Linked DNA regions of Homo sapiens: region 1 is linked to region 2. The links are chromatin contacts, found by Hi-C in ENCODE. All regions are on one chromosome and are shown on one strand. The core of a region is the stretch at or near the end of the contact, and the rest is flanking DNA. Distances in the headings are between cores, read along the strand shown.

Evidence for each region. Hi-C counts contacts between places; a loop is a spot of excess contacts on that map. Pooled maps may share reads with other maps.
Region 1: a loop to region 2 is called in a pooled map, with 7 times the contacts of the local background. The contact joins two enhancer-like sites. A Hi-C loop is called at or near these places in 2 of 37 single-sample maps with no recorded cell type and 4 of 50 pooled maps.

The regions. Positions count from the first base shown.
Region 1 is chr10:49,359,374-49,366,097 of GRCh38, forward strand. It overlaps DRGX (dorsal root ganglia homeobox), which reads right to left. Exons shown (of 7, transcript NM_001276451.2): 7 at 4,693-6,724. Among named protein-coding and RNA genes, the nearest start is that of DRGX, 33 kb to the right of the region's middle. Within about 2 kb of position 3,703, at least 2 of the 41 ENCODE cell types and tissues checked have a DNase peak (open chromatin) inside an H3K27ac peak, as active enhancers do.
Region 2 is chr10:49,049,356-49,056,079 of GRCh38, forward strand. All of the region lies in intron 5 of VSTM4 (V-set and transmembrane domain containing 4), which reads right to left. Among named protein-coding and RNA genes, the nearest start is that of VSTM4, 63 kb to the right of the region's middle. RefSeq lists enhancers at 4,063-4,162, 4,173-4,282. Within about 2 kb of position 3,861, at least 5 of the 41 ENCODE cell types and tissues checked have a DNase peak (open chromatin) inside an H3K27ac peak, as active enhancers do.

The sequences.
Region 1 (6,724 bases), core at 2,453-4,952, 310 kb after region 2:
CCCTCTCATTTATAGAGGCTTCTCTCTGCCCAGAGGATTCTTCTCCAGTTCCCTCAGTCTGAAGCTGCTCACCGTTGTCCAGGACAGCTCACACCCTCCTCTGCAGCAGTAACCTCACTGAGTGCTGGCCACAGTGCCCCTCACTGTCTCATCCCACCTAATCCTCATTGTCCCCATTTTACAGATGAGGAAACTGAGACTTGGAGAGGGCAGGGGACTTGCTTAGGTGGGTGGCGTGGGATCCTGGACTCAAGGCTGGGTGTGGTGACACCCCCTCTGGGCTGCCATCGCCCGCCCCCCCCACCACCACCACTCAGGCTGCCACCCGCAGTCTGGCCTCTGGCAGCAGGTGTGAGGGAAGCCAATGGGGAGAGGGCACTAATTCAAGTCTGCAGCAGAGCAGCTGTTCTCTGGGTCCCTGTGGCCTGAGGCCATGCTGCTCTTAAGTTCCCGGGTAGATAAAGTGCTTCACTTAGGAGAAAGTCTGTCCCGGCTGCAGGGCCATTAGCTCCCTGACTCCTGAAAAAACCATTTGGCCAGTGCTGACAGATGTGGCCATTACACAATCACTTAGCCCCCTCTCGCTGCCCCATCCAGATCTTGGGAGGGGGAGGGGCTTTGAGGCAGGAAAAGCCCTGGGGAGAGTCCATGCGATTCACTTCCTGGCACTGCCTCCTCTCTGCTCTTAGGTTGCATTTTCCCAGGCCACACTGATGCAGCAGGAGGCAGCTTCAGACAGCACCATGTGCTGCCAATGACCTTGTTCTCCTGAGAGTCGTTCAAAAACTGCCTTCACATGCATCGTTTCCTTGACTCCTCACAATAACCCTCTGTACTCGAAGTTAGGATGATTCTGTCCATGATACAGATAAAGAAATGAGGAACAGAGAGGTTAAATGGCTTGCCCACGGTCACATAGCTAGGAATGTCAGGACTCTGATTCCCAGGCCTGTGACGCTTCCTCCGCCCCAGGCAGCAGTAACCCTGCTGGAGTGTTACCATGTATGGGGAACTCCACCTCAGAGGAGGGTTTCCAGGGCCAGGGCTACAGCAAGGGCTGCTCCTCTCTGCTGAGTGGAGGAATGAGGCCACCAGAGACTGCAAGGAACGCCTTGCCCCCTTGGCAGCTGCCAGGCAGCCCTTGACCTGGTGGGCCCCCAGCTTGGGTAATTTCCTCTTGCACCACCCCCCTTTGCTCCTAGACCCTGGCTCATGATGGATGAGTGCCCTCTCCCACTCAACCCCCAACTGCCGTGTGGCCCAGGCAGGGTTGGCAGCCCTCCAACAGCTGGCAAGCCTCCTCTCCCAGCCACAGCAGAGGTCCCAAGATAGGGGTTGCTGTGATCTGGGCCACCTAGCTGAGCCAGGCCAGGGCCAGGCAGCCGCAGCTCCAGCGTTGTCTGATAATGCACCCAGAAAGAGGGAGGGGGTGGTGCCCAGGACCTAAAGAGGTGTGCTAAAGAGCAATGGCCCGTCCTGAACTCAGCCAGGCTCTGACAAGAAGCAGCTTCGCCTGGCAGGGGCCCTGTTGTCAGCTAAGAGGCCGGTGAGCAGATGGCAGGCAGCAGCACTAAGCACAGGCCGGGCTCCCAGGCCAGTCTCCTTGGTCCATCCGGCAGGGTGCAGGACAAGCCCTAGGTGCTTCCAGGGTACCAGGGCAGGAGAGGCCCTAGGCACTTCCAGGGCACCAACCAATGCTGCTTTCCACCGAAATGCCTCGCTTTGTCTTGAGGTGGCTCAGAAAGAGGCAGCTGAAAAGCCCATATCTGGGCAGGGGCAGCCGCCTTTTCTAAAATGCTCTTCCTGGGGGCTGGGGGATGGATTCTGGTTTATCCAAACCCATTACCCTGACTCCTGTTATGGGACTGAGAGCCAGGGGGGCCGGCTCTGCCAGAACAGCTCAGGCTGGGAGAAAGGTTGGGGCCACTGCTCTTGGCCACGAGGACTGCAGGCCCCAACCACCTGCCAGTCTCGCACTAATTATGTCGTCCCCCTCAGACGGCAGTTGGTGGTGCTGGGGCCAAGGGCGTCCAAACTTGGAGGCCAGGGCTTTGTTGTCATTGGGAGTATGATCTGGACACAGGCAGGCAGCTGAGAACGGCTCCAATGGGACACCTGGGTGTTCCACAGCCCTAGGGTCTTTGAGCTTCCTGGGTGCGGCAGGCACACCCTCCATTCCTACAAGTTTGCTGGAGCTGCTGTAGAAGGTATTTGGCCAAGTCTTGATGAGAAAAACAGCCAAATGTGGAATTCTCTGAAGTAGGCTGACGGTGTTCATGAGTGGAGACCAGAATGAAGCTGCATTATCATTTAAAAATAATAAAAATATAAGCCCTTATAGTCCCTGTCTCAGGGAAACCTATCATCCTTTGGTTTAACTTGCCTCAGCAGGGACTGGGTTTTCTACATCTGTGCCCTTCTCTGCCTCTGGTGCCATCCCCGTGGGGGTAATGGGGGTATATGCTGGGTATCGACCCAGATCCCCAGCCCAGAGACTTAGAGCCATGTTCCCTCCCCCGGGCAGGGCAGGGCCAGAGTGGACATGATTGACCACTCCTGATGAGACCAGAGGTGTCTGCTGGCTCAAGTCCCCAAAGGGTGTGGCTGAGGCTGGAAAGTCACAATGATCCCGGCCTGGCTGATGACTGTGAGAGAGCAGAGAGGGCCAAGCTGCGGGGGAAAACGAGGGAGGTTCCTGACAACCCCCCGCTTCTTGGTGCCTGTCTCACTGGGATCCTAGGACTAGAGTCTCAGCCATCCTGAGCTCCATGAGATCGCTTGGTATCCTCCTCCTAAAAGTGCTTTTTGACATAAACTGGCTTCAGTGCTTTCCAGTACTTGCCACTAGAAGAGCTCTCTCTAAGACACTCTCCCTGACCCCAGCCTTCATGCCCACCCCTGCCTCTGGGTACCACAGATTCCCTTCCAAGCTCAAGTGCCTGGGCACACGCCTCCTCCTGAAAATCAACTCTCCTACAGCCCACACAATTTGCTCAGGAAACGGAGTGGCAATCCCAACTCCCTCTGCAGGCTCAGGCACAGCTGAGAGCCATTCCATCATTTCCTTCTTGAGAAAGTGAGGTTTTCACCTGAAAAAGGTCTTCAAGCCTTTGACATGTGTGAGGCTTGGTGGAACAAGAGCTGGCTTTTCTACTGCACTTCGTCCATGCCAGGCACCATGTAGCTATCCACTCATTTAATCTCCAAAGAGCCCCGGGAGGCTGGTGCCATTATTACGTAGATGACTGAAGCACATAGAGGTTAGGTGACCCACCCAGAGTCACACAGCCCTTAGGGCTAGGATTCTGAAGAAGTGAAACATGCTCTTAACCAACTTTGATGAAGCTCTGAATCTGTAAAGGTTTCACTTCTTCTGGTGAAGCCAGAAAATTAGGAAGAAAGAGAGTTTCCATTACGTAGACTGGTTGAGTCTCAGGCGCCTTCTTGGTGTCCCGTCTTGCTAGAATATCCATCAGAGGGGCCCAGAAGTTCTGGGCACCATTGAGTTCAGGGATCGCCACTGGGCCTGCTCTCAGACAGGCACACACCTAAGGCCAGGTGCAGATAAAATGGGGGCAGGCTTACCCCTGCCCCTGCCAGGCCGGACCCAGGGGAGGGAGACACTGAGGTCTGACAGGGCGCTGGGGTGGTTCATCCTCCCCTCCCACAGGCCCATCCAGGACAGAACCCAAAAGACAGTGAGCAAAGTCAAACCATGACTCACCATCTGTTGAAACCTGCTGGGAACAACGGGTCCTCATATGCCTCCGTGGAGCTCCTGGCCTTGAAGACTGAGCCCAGTTGACCTCATCAAGTCATTTATTAACCACTCTCTGTGTGACACCCAATAAAGCCGAGCTTTCCCTCTTCCTATCAGAGCCTATCAACTATGTAGCTTCACAGAAGTTGCCCGACCTTAATGTGCCTCAGTTTCCTTAACTGTTAAATGGGAATAGTAGGACTTACATTGTGGGTTTATCATTGGGATTAAATGTGTTAACCTGTGTAAAGTTCCCAGGAAATGAGACAGTGGCAGAGTCAAAGGAAGTTCTTTCTACCCAACTGAGAGATCAGACACTGGGCACCCACTGAGGAATGGAGGAGGAGCCCCCAAGTCCCCCAGGTCCTATGCCAGGGCTGCCCGCCCTGACTCCATGCCATGCCACAGTTGCTTCTCCTCCGGGCAGGCTGTCATGCCCAACAAGGCCGGGCTGCTGCCCCAGTCACAGTCACAACTTCAGTGGTTTCTAGACTCCTTTCCCATAACCTGGAGGGCATTCAGGAATGGACTTCATTTGCCTCGACTAATAAATGAATAATAATAATTAATTAATTAATCAATCAATCCCTGGGGCCCGAGCCTCCTTCCCACACTGAAGCCCAGCTGCCTTTTACAGTCGTGTGATGAACTTCTGCAGACAGGGCAACCTACAGGGGCTCCAGCGAGAATGACCCTGCAATGCAGTGCTTGTCAATGCCTTGGGGAGGGCTCTGATCTGCACAGGGGCCCCTGTCTTGTCCCAGCATCCACTAAAAGGTTCCTGAGCCAAGGCCTCAATGTCCTCCTCCTGGAAGTTTCCAGGTTTCTATTTGCACCTTGGCCAAAGTGGAAAATTGAAGAGCGCAGACTCCACCCAGCCCTGCAGCCTCAGGGCTGGGAGGAACAAAGAGAGGACCTGAGCTTTTTCGGTCTTTGTTTTAACTCCTCTAAATTTATTTGGGTATTTAAACAAACAGAAACTACATCATGCATCATTACTTTTTGCCTTTGTACAACAAAACAAAGTACTCAATATCTCTGCAGAGGTTTGGTGCTCATTTTCTTTCCTTTCAGTAACATCAGGCAGACTTTTCGATATGATCCAGTTTTGCACAGTCACTAGAGTGTCGCATCATGAATTATTAAATCAGTGCTTCGTGGTAATACATAATTTCTTATCAATTATTCATGCTAATGTGTGTGTAGTTTACTTAATTGTGTTATTGACGATCAAAAGTAATTTCCTGAAAGTCCTCAAGGACACAAAATTTAATCAGCATAACTACTTTTCAGATGCAATGCTGTTAAGTATTCTTAATTTGCTCAACAGTTCACTTATTTATGTACCTTTCTGGAGGAAATACGAGTTTAATCAAACAATTAGATTGAAGAGTTAGTGTACATAAGGGCTTGAGCTTACATCCTTCAACCAAACATTCGTAATTACAGGGAAACGGAAGCAACTTTGCCGCTTTTTGGCAAATCGTTTCATCTTTATACTCAACAAGCAAAATACAGCAGGAAGAAGGATTTGATTTTTTTCTTTAAAGGAGACAGTGGGTTTTATCAAATGCTTCGTAGTGATCATAGACAAGGCATGATACACTCAGGAGTATTATTTGGGGGTCATGGAGTGGGGGAAGGTAAAAAGGGGACAGGAAATGTGAAAGTAAAACATTTTGACGATAATAACTGAAACCAAAATAACCATCATGAAGGCAATAACCATCCGCATGGAAACACCATCAGCAAAAGCCACCAAAGACTGCAACCTTTCCCATGCCGGGCGCCCCTGCCAGAAAGCGGCAGAGCTTATGCTATTGCACGTTCCCCTTGGATCTCCTCTAGGTCACCATCCTCACCAGAGAAAACAGCCACACTAGACCAAAACAGAAATCTCTGTGAAATTTGGCCCTTTGGAATTAATGCTCTCCACACCATGAGAAAGCTGTCTTCCCCATGCTCCATATCTGCACATACGCCGTTCCTGTCTCCTTTCCTACTTTTTTTTCCCCAGTAAAAAACCACCACCACTGAAGAGCCCCCTCTACGTGCCAGGCATGTGGGGAAAGGTAGTTCATCTGTATGCATAATTACTTCAGAGGCATTCCTGAAGGGCTTCTTCCCTCTCCAAGGGCCCTCAGGCCCTCCTGGACCAGAGAGCTGCTTTTCAGTTGCTTAACTTCCCACCAATCCACAGGTCTATCTGGGAGAGAGGAAGGGCTTGCAGGTGAGTGCTTCAGGTACAGGGGCCACACTAGTTCCACACCCACAGTGTCAAGACAGCAGCCCCCAGTTCATGGAGCAGGTGGCCTGGGTGATTAGCCCAGCCCCCCGGCCAGATGTGCCAGTGAGATCTCCTGGGTCAGAGCCACCGTGGTCCTCTGGGACAGGCTGTGTCCTGTTGGCCCCTCCCTACCCTGCATCTTCTCACTTTGTAATGAAGCCCACAACCAATATTCTCCAACAAGAGAAAGGGCATTACTGCTCATCTTGGTCCAGGGGAGCAAGAGTCGCTTGGGGTTCCACCAGTTCCCCAGTTCTTAAACACTGTAAGCGGGACAGGCCCTTTTCTTTTCATGAAACTTCAGCCCATGCCACAGTTCCTGGGGTTGACAAGACCTTCAAAGGCAGCCCAGGGAGGAAATAGGAAGGGAGACGGATGAGGAATCTACCTCCCTCCGAGACTCTGGGCCTGGATGGAAATCCCAGGGAGGCTCCTCACAGAGAGGGCTCTGCTGCCACCAAGTGCCATCGGGATCTGTTGCCAAAGAAGCCAGGACAACACTGCCGCACTGGTGGGACTCCAGAGGGACGCTCCAGGTGCCAAGGGAGCTGTGGGTCTCACTTGCCCGTCCTGGGTCCATGCAGAGGCCCTGGGGCCGCAGGCTTCTCCTTGCTATTTGGAGAGTTTTCTGTAGGGGCTGAGGCTGGGAGAAGGAGGGGCGGGGGAGGGCAGGCCGG
Region 2 (6,724 bases), core at 2,611-5,110:
GTTGGTAAGCAGCAAATAGGAAAGCTGCAAACATACACTGCTCCGATATGAAACTTGTTCTCGGTGCTACTCATGGGCTGGAGTTCGCAAACTTTCTTGAATGACCATTCATCTTCTTGCAAATGCTTCCTATTCGCTCCAGTAATCCAGAGGGAAGTACCTTTTATAATCTCTTGTCCGCAGGCACATGTCCCAGCTAGGTAAGTCCAGGTCTCAAGAGAGGCTATCTCGCTAATACATACAGAATTTCTAGAAATCCATAAAAATATGACCCAATCATCAAAATAAAAGAAGGTTGGAAACAGGCAGTTTTTACACATAAGGAAAGACTCATTTACACATGAAAACATGCTAAAGCTCCCTCAGGACAGAGGAATTCCAGTTAAAGTATACTGACTTCTTTTTTTTTTTTTCCAAATCAAAATGGCTGCAGTCAAATGTGAGGCAAAGCACTATTGGTAGGGGTGCAGGGAATCTGGCACTCAAAAGTATTGCTGGCAGCAGCGTGATCTTTCCTGATGGAGAATGATTTCGTAACATCTATCAAAATTACAGGCGCTTAGACTCTTTGACCTGGCAATTTCATTTCCAGGAATTCGTTCTATGGATATCCTTGCACATGTAGGAAATGTTGTGTGCATAAGATCAGTTATTACAGCACTGTTTATAATAGCTATGGATTAGAGACAGCTCATCTTCCATCAGCAGGGACTAGTTGAGTAGATTATGGTGAATCCGTGCATAGGGTCATCTGTATAAAGACGAAGAAGCTACGTGTGTCCTGATAAGGAAAGATGCATTGCTAAGTGGAAAAGCTAGGTGTTGGACAATGTATAAAATGTGCCACTTTTACATAAAAATAAGGGGAAATAAGAATATATATTAGCATTTGCTTACACATACATAAAGAAGCTCCAGAAATATTCACAAGAATTTAAAAATAGTGGTTCCCTAGAATGGGGGTGCTAAGGAACTAAACAGATGTGAGACAGGACAGGGAGAATCATTACTGGATATGTTTATAATTAAATGCAAATAAATATACACATGGGTAATAAGAGATAGGCTATTCTAATAATAGTCCTAGATATATAAAAATAAGTAAAAACTGAATCACACGTTGTGGGATAAATTCCAAGAATACAGTTCCCACTGAGATTCCCCAAAGATGCCTTATTTTTATTGGGAACGGAGATTCTAACTGGTCATAGCTTTAGAGTACAGGGTCAATTGTGTAAATTCACAAATAGCCAAAAAGAATGTGAATTTACAAAACTTTGACCAACAATAGCAAACAAGGGATCCTAAATTCTCAGAATTGTTTACATATACAACCACATGTTCAGCTTCATTCTGTAGTTTTATAAACTCTTGAAATGCCTATTTCTTATTTCCAATATAAAATAATGCATGCTCGTGTTTAAAAAGGGTAATTACAGGCATGGAAACCAAAGAAAATAACACTGTCATAACCAAAACACAATCTTCATAAATATTTTCACTCTTTTTCCTCTTCCTTGCTTTTGCTTTTAAACAGACTTTATTTTTTAGAGAAGTTTTACATTCACAGAAACATTGAGTGGAAGATAGATTTCCCTTATAGCCCCCACCTCCACACATGCACAGCCTCCCCCATGATCAACATCCTGCACTAGAGTAGGGCATTTGCTACAACTGAGGAACCGACATTAGACATCAGTATCCCTCAAAGTCCACAGGTCACCTTAGGGTTCACTCTTGATGTACAGTATATTCTATGGGTTTGGACAAATTTATACTGGCATGAACCCAGCATCATAGCATCATACAGAGTAGTTTCACTCCCAAGTATCCTCTGTGCTCTGCCTATTCATCCCTCCCTCTACCCTAACCCTTGGCAACCAGCGATCTTTTAACGTCTCCACAGTTTTGTCTTTTCCAGGATGTCACAGAGTTGGAATGATACAATATATAGCCTTTTCAGATTGGCCTCTTTCACTTAGCAATATGCAATTACCCTTCCTCCGTGACTTCTCATGGCTTGACAGCTCATTTCTTTTTTTTTTTTTTTTTTCTTTTTTGAGACAGTCTCTCTTTGTTGCCCAGGCTGGAGTGCAATGGCACGATGTCAGCTCACTGCAACCTCCGCCTCCCGGGTTCAAGCGATTCTCCTGCCTCAGCCTCCCGAGTACCGGGGATTACAGGTGCCTGCCACCATGCCCAGCTAATTTTTGTATTTTTAGTAGAGAGGGGGTTTCACCATGTTGGTCAGGCTAGTCTTGAACTCCTGACCTCAGGTGATCCACCCGCCTTGGCCTCCCAAAGTGCTGGGATTACAGGCATGAGCCACTGCTCCCAGCCTGATAGCTCATTTCTTTTGGGCACTGAGTAATATTCTGTCATCTGGATGTACCACAGTTTATGCATTCACCTGCTGAAAGGCATCTCAGCTGCTTCTAATTTTTAGCAATTATGAAAAAAGCTGCTATAAACATCCATGTGCAGTTTTTTTGTGTGTAGATACAAATTTTCAACCCTTCCTTGTTCATATATAGTGTTTTTTAAATCATATTATATTATAATTTTGTATTCTTAATTTACTTAATCTAAATTTTTCATATTTATATTCTCATACTATTCCAGTGAGGAAATAAGCCGATGTTTACTTAGCCATTTCCCTAACATCTAAAGATCTCATTTCTTTCTCAGTTTAATATAGAAATGACACTGCTAAAAATGTATTTGTGCATAATGGTTTTTTATTCTTAGACTTTCATTTTGGGGTTGAATTTCTAAAGCTGGAATTACCAGGTCATGGAAAAGGACCATTTTCAAGGCTATTTAATACTTACTGTCAAAATGATTTTTGACAAGTTAGTACTACACCACAGCTATGCCACTCAACAAATGAGAATACCTACGTCACCCTCCTTAACACCACTTGTCAATTTTTTTAAAATGACTCATTTAATGAAGAAAAAGCTGATTCCTTTTTGATTTGCATTTCTCTGATTTCTAGTGATAATGGACACTTCCCATGTTTGTCTAAGGAGTTTTCTCATTTATGATGGAAGGATAGCTCCTTCTCTTGATTTAGGATTTTTTTTTTTTTTGGATCTTGATTTAGGATTTTCTTGATTTCTGCTCTTGATTTAGGATCTTGAGCTTTTCTTACAGGTTTGCAAGCAACTTTTACACCATTTGGACATATTTATTGAAAAATATTTTTCCCAATTCCCTTTGAATTCTGGCTTTTTGTTCCATGCAGTTTTTTAATTTGTTTTTGCTAAAATCTTTTGACATTTTCCTTTCTTCTTTTGCCTCAAAACTTGGGTAGTCTCCCCAACTGCACCTTGCACGGTGTAGAATCAAATAATATTTCCACTTCCTATTCTCTTTTTGGATTTTTTTTAACTGTTTAATATAAAATGGAAGTTTCTGGAACATCATTTTTGTGCACTTATAACATTATGTTCAGGGATTTCCTTAAGGTGGAGAACACCTGCTTTGTCATCATAATTTTCCTTCAAAACAGTAAAACTGCACTAAATTTAATTTTAATTCATATTTCGACAATTTGATCTCATTTAGACAATGAATCACCACATTGACATAGGATAGACACTCTCTCAGAATCTTGTTTCTCCCCTTGAGCCAGCAGGACTGGTCGGAATATTTGGCAAGGAAAGTCCACCTTATGATTAACTTACAAGAAAAGTTATTCGACATCTCAGGTTGGAACAGGGCTATATTTTGTCTCTGACACAACAGAGCAAGCCTTGTTGGAGTGAGTCAAACCAAGAAAGACAGAAAACAGGCCCGCCCGGAAACTCCCTCTAAATTAGAGAGCTGTTTGATTAGAGAGAAGTGCTATTTGTGGGAGCTCATTGTGGAGCAAGGCTATTTTTCTGCCTCCAACAAGGGCAGGCAGGATGTCGCACGTGCAGAGGCCTTGCTGTAAGATGTACCAGGTTCCGGCCTGGCCACCTGCCAGAAGGAGCTTCTGTCCCACAAAGGCTTGGCAGTTTTGCTCCATGACACACAGCGGCTGGATTGAGTGAACAGGTGCTGAACAGGGGTCAAAAGGCCACTAAAGCTGATTCTACTTTGACCAGAGAGGTGACCCTGGGCAAGTCACTTACTTCCCCGGGCTTCCACCCACCAATCTGTAAAAGGGGAGGTGTATGTTGGCTATCTCTCTTGCAAAGTTATGAGGGTCAGATGAGAGAGCATAGCCTAAATTAGATGGGGTGTGAAACAGCTAAATAGCAACTGACCCTAGTCTCCAGGGTACAGGTGCAGTGTAGACGTTTCATGGTACTACCCAGGGAGGATGATGTTGCCACTTGGGTATTTCATGGTGCCCTTGTTTCAGCCCAGTGAGTAGGGCTGCAAGTTTCAACTTAGACATTGATCAGAAAGTCTTCCTGCCCAGGATATTACAGCATGACATCCCCTTGACAGCTGCCCTCCCACTAATAGAGCAGTGCTGGAAAGCACCGCTGCAGGACAGACCAGGCAGGTCATGAGAGAGGCTGCATTCCTGAGCGATGGGCAGCCACTCCAGAACACCAGGCAAAGCAGCCAACCTAGATTTTGCAAGGTATTGAACAAATTCTGAGCAACCATATTTTTCAGAAACTAAAGTTAACAACAGTAACAGCTATGTTTGTGTCCATCCTATGCAAGGCACTGTGGAAAGAGCTTGGTATCCGTGACCTCTGGCCCTCCTTGTTGCAAAAATGGGGCCTCAGAGAGATCAGGTCCTTCTCAAAAGTCACCAGCTGAGAAGGGGACATGGGACTTGATCCATGTTGGCCTGCTTCCTCTGGCCCTGAAGCAAGGACCCAGGACCCAGCCCAGATAACAGATAACAAGAACACTGGAACAGGAACAAGGTCAATAGAGCCAGAGCCACAGTGGCTACTCCCAGTTTAAACCATCTCCCTGAAGAGAAGTACCAGAAGGAGACATTAACATTCTACTGCATTTCAAGTCTGATTTAGATTCAGCGTGGGGAACCCACAGCACTGTTGCAGCTGCTCAAACTCCTGCCCCAAAGGGAGGAGGAGAGGCCAACCCAGGTAGTGGGGTCTTGGGGACTGAGGGTGTGGCTGGTGCCTAAGACCCAGGGCCATCCTGAGAAGGAAGCGCAGAGGAGGAAGGGGGCATGTGCCTGGAAATCGTCTGGAACAAGTGATGTCAGCTGCCAAAATGAAGGTGGGCATGGTGGGCTAGCCAGCTGGGAATTTTGTGCCTCTAGCACTAAGAGTATTTGGGAGCAGAAGGCGGGGAGCAGTTTATGCAGGAGGAACAGCATAAACTGAGCTGATTCCACCAAAAAACATAATTATAACTAAGAAGCATGCACCCAGCCACACTCTGCTTTCAAAACTAAATGTGAGGTCAAAGCAACTTGTGCTGAACCACAGTGCATGTGGCATCAGGAGTCCTCACCCCTGCCTTTAATGTCCCTGGGCCATCAAATGGTCCTTCTAATATAGTCTCTCTCTGGGATGTGCAGGAGGTGCAGCGAACTGTGTGAGCCAAGGGACTTTCACAAATCCAGCCATCTCAAAGATGCTGGGTGCTTCCTCTGGCCCAGGGCGATCTTTGCACCCGGACATACGAATTACAAATCAAAACACTTCTTTGAGGTCTGTTCAATCTTATTCCTTCTTGAATGAGTAGATGCCCCTCCTCCTGGGCACAAAGCTGTCTGTCACACTCCAAAGGGATGTATTGTGGTCTGAACTGGGACACCTAGGGATGTCAAATGCTTTCGTCAAGCCAAAGATCCCCATTCAGAAACCCTTAGTGCATGGAGCTAATGGAGCTGTGTTGGCTCCAGTCCTCCCAACATCCTTCCAGGCCCCCTGAGCTCTTCTTGCTCCACACATCTTTGAAAGGTGTCGCTTCAGCTGATTATTTTACTTCCAGAAACGTCCATGTATTTCCTGTCTTCCTGCCTATCTTGGTTCTGACAAGAAAGATGTCTGACACAGATGGAGGGAGGGATCCATCCGTTTCTTTCCAAGCAGCTCTATGGCCTCCTTCCAAGATTTCACACAGCACACTCGCCACCCCATAACCCCATGCCCAGAACATTATGTGCAGAATCTTGAAGGAGGGGCATTGGTCTCCACAACTATGGTGGCAATTCGTTGCCATCTTTTAAAGTAAAATGAATAATAGTAACAACTGTAGATACCCCTTCTCCCCAAGGTCAGCTGCCATTGATAAAGGCCAAGAACTCATGCAAACAGGGGGAGTTTCCTAATGTCTTGCCTTAGGCTTTTTGAACTTGCTCCAGCAGCTTTCCCTGCCACTGAAACACACAAAGTCAATTGGTTCCATATGCCAGGAGCTGCTTAAAAGTTGCAGAACTTCACTTTCAAGATGGATGAATGGTGCCACCCACTCACAGGGACCCTTTGAAATGATTCTTTTCCATTAAGTGGGTGACATGAGCCAACCACATAGAATTGTGTCTAGTGCACAGTAAGTGCCTACAGGGAGTCACCTATCATGACCTTACTGGCAGTATTATCCATAATTATTACCACAGAAAATGCTCTCCGAGTCCTTGAATCGGAAGCAGGACAAGGCAGTATTCTCTACAACCCAAGTGAGTGCCTATGCACCCAGAAAGGATGCCAGACCCTTGCGGGTTGCAAAGCTGTGCTCTCTGCTGCATCTGCTCCATGACATTTCTGCATGCATCCTCTGCACAGCATTAGAATAA